Regions from separate parts of the Mus musculus genome. Here region 2 is linked to region 1. The links are chromatin loops, found by intact Hi-C in ENCODE. Cell type or tissue: heart. All regions are shown on one strand. Links, peaks and the distances in the headings refer to the core of each region. The heading gives the core; the rest is flanking DNA.

Region 1 (2,927 bases), core at 201-2,700:
CAATGCTCTTTATCGGGTTAGTAGGTTCCTTTTTCATCCTATCTACTAAAACATTGGGCATTTTTGTTGTTGGTTATTTGTTTATTTTAATAAAAAATAAACATTACAGTTTTATTAAATATTCTAATGTATTTCTTGATATAAGGTTTTTTCAGTTTTATTAATAATGATGAGAGTACAGTGATTTATTTTGGAATATTAAATCCACATCCCTTTCCCAGGATATATCTAGACTTGAGTTTCATTCACCCTTCTTCTTTAAGTTTCTTGAAGTAGATCTAATTTTATGGGTAAACTGCTATCTTTATTCTGACATGTATTAAAAGTTTATCCCCCAAACTAAATGTCTTACTAAATGAATTCTAGTTCCGTATACCAATGTGAGTCAGAGAAAGAAAGACAGAGACAGACAGACAGACAGACAGACAAACAAACACACACACACACACACACACACATGGGGGGGATGTGAAACAACTGTGCTTCACATGGATACTCATTGATCTAGGCTGATAAAAACTTTTCCATCAACAAATGACACTTTGAGGTTCTTACACTGCATCTTTTCTTCAAACTAGAAGTGACATATATAAATATTAATATGCCCTCACATAATTAAGGGAGACTGGGAATGTTGGAGAATCTATGTTTATCCCTGATATATAAACACATGCCATGTGTATGAGGATAGCATGTTTGTATATCAAGATTTATTTTTATTTTTATCACTATATTTGAGCAATAAAACTATTTATACATATTTTCCTCAATTGTTCATATATTTCATAGCAAATATACTGACTTTATAAGAAAGTTAATTTTGATCATATAACTAAATGCTATGCTTGTTAAAGTCAGTTTGGCAGTGTAACACTAAAGCTTATCAAAAGAGGAGAGGGTAAAACAAATGAAGAGGGAAGATAAACTGAAAAGACAAAGGGTACTGAGGAATTTACCAGAGTAGGAAATATGAAAACCATTGGTGAAAAGAAATTGAAGAATTCCTATGCTACACTAGAAAAAGTAAAATAAAGCAAGTCTGGGGGTTAGATTTGGTGACTAGGTGTGCCTTGAATCCTAGGGTGACAAACATAAAAACAAAAATAGTCCCACAGTAGTGAGGAAGCAGAAATAAAAAGAAAATGGGAGCTGTAAAATATAGGACTGCAGAGCTCAGCAAGGAATGTATTGTACAGAGGATAAAATGTGTTGAGCTGTTTGTCTATACTGTATGAAAAGCGAGGAAATGATATAATCCTGTGATTGTTAAGAAACAAATTTAGGTATTGTATATAGGAGACACATAGGGCAATCCTATGAAGCACTGAGTATTTAAGAGTAGAGCTGTGGATGCAGTTTGAAAAGGAGATTAATTTTGTAAAGGTGATATTTGTATAGGTAGAGAAAGACATCTTAATACCCCAGATTTGAAATTGAGTCTCGTCTTGTTTCCAGTAACAGTGGATCATTCTCTTCTTCTGACAGGTAAGCTGCTTGTTTCTAATATTGATAAAGTACAGTTGAGGTGAAGCACTGATAGAAAGCAGCTTGACCCACGCCATTGCCTCATTGTCTAACTGAGGACTAAGCTTATTTGATTACCATAATGAATTCTGGAATATACCTATTACCATTGCTTGTTTCTATGAACTTCCATGTATTCTTCATCAATATGACCAGCTAAACCATTAGTAACGTGGACATATTATGATTGAGAAAACTATCCTTCACATTTGACAGTTCACTCACAGAAGAGTGATAGCCTCTGAGATGGGAATGACAAAGGACAAGTAGCAGGAGAGGATACAAAGCCAGAAGGTGACACTACTCTTTCAAGAAGTCCGACTTAATTTTGTCCCTGCATTTCTTTTACATAGTAACAATTGTGGGTTAAAAAAATTTGAAGATGTGTTGGTGACTCCATCCCTCCACTTTAGGTCATCCCTTAGTGAAAGAGGTCTTGGAATCCTTTCACATTCCAAGTTCTGGGACTTTCTAGACCCCACCCCCACTCCCACCCCTAACCCAGGCAGCTGCACATTTTCATTCATTCTCCTGGCCATCTGGGATTCTTTCTTTTCACCCCTGATACCTGATCCTTGCCCACCCCCACCACCCACCCCCACCCCTGTCTCTCCCACCCAACTTCCTCCTTCCCTCTTCCTACAGTGATTATTTTGTTCTGCCAACCAGTGATCCTAACTTGGGCAGGAACAAAACCCTGACACTTACAGACACTATGTTGTGCTTGTAGCATAGCTGCCCTCTGAGAGGTTCTACCAATAGCTGACTGAGACAAATGCAGATACTTAACAGGCAACCATTGGACTGAGGTCAGGAACCCCTGTAGAAGGTTAGGAGGATTGAAGGAGCTGAAAGGGATGGCAACCCCATAAGAAGACCAATAGTGTCAACTAACCTGGACTCCTGGGAGCTCTCAGAGACTAAGCCACAAACAGGGTTGTTCTGAGGCCCCTGCTATATGTATAACAGAGGATGGGCCTTGTTTAGCCACAGTGGGAAAAAATGTGCCTAATCCTGTAGAGACTTGACTGGACACCTTGGAGAAGAGGAATGCCCAGGGGTAGGGAATAAGGGGGTTGGGGCTAGGGGAGTACTCTCTCAGAAAGGAAGAGAAGGGGGTAACATTCAGGATGTAAATAAAATTTTAAAAAATTAATTGGAAAAAAAGTCTGATTTCAAAGAGAAAGTGCAAGAGCTGGCTCTTGGTGCTCATATAGTTTAAGAGCATACAGATATGTAGCCTTGCTTTCTTTTAAGTTATTATTTTAAAATCAAAAGTTTTCTTAATCATGGTATTAAGGTATTGAATTTCATGTAATCAGTGAAAACTAGCACAATGTTATAAATTTCTTGAAAATGAGAGGTTTAGACCAAGAGATTTGGGTAATGTTATAATTTAGTTG
Region 2 (2,927 bases), core at 186-2,685, 140 kb before region 1:
GAGTTCTTTCTTTGTGAAATGGTTACTCATACTTTATGTAAATTCATTTTAAGTGAGACTGTGTAGCTAAATAGAGTTTATCTTCATTTCACCAAAGCTGTCATAATATGGTTATCTGTCCGGGTTTCGCTACTTTCCAGAATGCATTTATTCTTTACATTTATTATTATGGTTTTAATATCTTACTGAAGAGAAGATACACATTGAGGCCTTCACCAAAACTTTTGGACTAGTAAATAAGATAAAATTGTGGAAAAAAATGGACTATAAATTATTTAGCTCACGTTACTAAATTGAAATAAGATCATACTGGATTCAGCAAACTCTGAATCCAGTGATAAGTGTCTTGCTAAGAAATAGAATGTAAATTTGGGGATCAATCACACTATCATTGTGACACAGAGAAGAGGGAAGCTGGACAGACACAGCCATAAGCTAAGGGTCACATATCATAGCAGCCATGAGAAGATAGACGAAGCAAGAAAAGATCTTTCAATACAGCCAATAAAGGGGATATGACAGCCCTGTTAACATCTTGATTTTAGAAAATTTTCCCACAGAACTGTGAGAGAAAGACTCAACTGTTTTGTGGAATTCTGCTAAATGTACTATTAAACTGGTAAGGGCATCACATTTTAATTTTCAAGGCAAAATATGTGCATATGGGAAAACTTACCAGAACATTATGATTCACTTTAGAAGTCTGGATATAAGCCACTTAAATACCACAAACCCAGGATTACAATTCCAAAGAACAGTTTTTGAGGACCAAATTCTGTTTTAATCATCATACTAATGTCTGCCTTGAGATTCCACTCTCTCATCTACAGTCTTGGTTTTATACCTAGGTGTTGTTAGAAATCTTATATAGAAATCTGTATAGATCTCTATAGAAACTAAAAATACATTGTTTTGGAAAGAATATGTATCTTAATGGGTATCTTTACTAAATATTTCCATGAGAGCACCATACAGCCTATTAAATAGCTAGGGAATGGGAGCTATTCATTTTCTTTCTATCTACAGAATTTTTATATGGTCCCTTAGAGGTTTCTTAATTCTAAAGTGGTTTTCTTTTTTTCTTTTTCCTGATTTGGATGGAAAATATCAGCTTCCTTTACTGAAATTCTTCCAATTGCTTCTCCAAATGTCAGTTGTATTGGACTTTCCTGAGGGGGAAAAATATTGCTGTCAGGGAAGCAGTTTGCAGATCAAGTAGATAACAGAAGCCAGGGTGCTATTATTAGCTGGGAGGCACTGAGGCTTGCAGGTTACACAAGGGAGGGAAATGGCAACATTCAGGTAAGAGGAGAGAATAGGAAACGGATCAGGAAGGATAGCTGCGCTTTTCTCTCATCACTTTCCTACCAATAAACAAAGAGAAGCGGTTCAGCAGGAATCTCTGGACTGTCTGTCTGTCTACTACCACCTCCTGTCTGTCTGTCTACTACCACCTTTTGAATCTAAATTACCAAAAAAATTATAATAGCTTTTTAAAAAGCATTTCAAGGTTGGTTGTAAAATCTCCAGTTTGGGTCAGTGGGCACAAATGAGCAGCCAAAAGTCAAGCCACATGTTAGAGGAAAGTTATTTATATCTTGCCCTATGTGGCTGTGTCCCAGCTCAGGGGAACTGCAGACAGCCCTTTCTCAAGTTGCCCTGTGTTGCTTCACAGTTCACAACAATCTGACTAATGGTTGCAATTTCTTCTCTAATTAGATTTTTGTCATGTGAAAATGCAAAGGTTCTTTATTTCTGCTTCACTTTCCCCTTCACCTTTCCCCACGTTTGATTTTATTTTTATTCACAACTTGGTTTGGTGATTCTGTGGAAATTTTCTCAGCCTTGGCCACGGTATCCTTAGTGCTTCATCTCTGGCAGCAATTTTGTGATGCTTGTCAGCTTCCATTTTACCCTGTGTGTCTTCTTTCTATATAAAGCTCAGCCATTAGTCATTGTTTTGGTTTTTTTTTTGTTTGTTTTTTTTTTTTTGTTTTTTTTTTTTGTTTTGTTTTGTTTTTTAAAGATAATGTTGGTTATGAGCCTGGAACAACTTGAATAAACTTGCAATAAATGATCCTATCCAAATGCAGAGAGAATTCACCAGGCACTGGCAATAACCGGGGCTTTCAGCCAGCATCAGTAAAAGCTGTCACCTCCCAAGCAAAAGCACTGAGTGGTGCCACAGGCAACTCTTCATAATTGGCCTTCCCAGGAACCAGTGTCTTTTAGTGGAATTGCCCTTAACAGCTACCACACATTCTCTCGTGCATGCACTCTACCTACCAAAAATTAAATTTCCAAGTCAACATTCTGAAATCCTTTTTAGCAAATGACTCGATTTTCAATCTCTTGACAATCAAGGAAGCAGATCTCCATTGAGGACTCCTTCCAAGCCTCTAAGCAAGGCTAACTCTAAGTTCCTTTAAATAACACAATTTGTTTGTTCTCATAATTTGAAACAAAATAGTGCTTGGTGAGGAATGGAAACAATGTCATATTTGCAATCTTGCCTCGTGAAAAGGCTCCTAGAGAAAGCCTGATGAAATTCTCAGGACAGAGATGTCAGCACTACTGGATTTTAGTACACCAGTCCTTGGAACTTATACATATTAAGGGAGCTTGAAACCCTCCTTGTTTTGCTGGACAAATCAGCCAGTACTTTATATTTTTTATGTGATCTTATTGATCATGGAAAATTTAAGAACCTTTTCCTAACTATAATTTGAGTATTTTTAATATTGAAAACTCATTTAGAATAGGTAGAAATTAACTTGTTGTAAACTAAGTATCAAATAAATCAGTAATAAAAAATTAAGCAAGCCATATTGCCAATACATAGCCCCTCTCGTATGGAACAAGTGTGTGTGTGTGTGTGTGTGTGTGTGTGTGTGTGTGTGTGTGTGTGTGTGTGTGTGTGTGTATGA

Evidence for each region. A loop is a pair of places that touch in the nucleus more often than their neighbours do. Peaks named below come from ENCODE experiments on the same cell type or tissue, not always from the same donor. Only the 100,000 strongest peaks of a DNase experiment are listed, where the experiment ranks them.
Region 2: a loop joins it to region 1, with 4 times the contacts of the local background. A loop is called at or near these places in 2 of 42 quality-filtered maps.

What each region holds. Positions count from the first base shown.
Region 1 is chr1:107,910,940-107,913,866 of GRCm38, forward strand. No RefSeq gene overlaps it. Among named protein-coding and RNA genes, the nearest start is that of D830032E09Rik, 4.9 kb to the right of the region's middle. In heart, for the core only: no CTCF peak of the experiment used is centred there; no DNase peak of the experiment used is centred there.
Region 2 is chr1:107,766,137-107,769,063 of GRCm38, forward strand. No RefSeq gene overlaps it. Among named protein-coding and RNA genes, the nearest start is that of Gm24267, 11 kb to the left of the region's middle. In heart, for the core only: no CTCF peak of the experiment used is centred there; no DNase peak of the experiment used is centred there.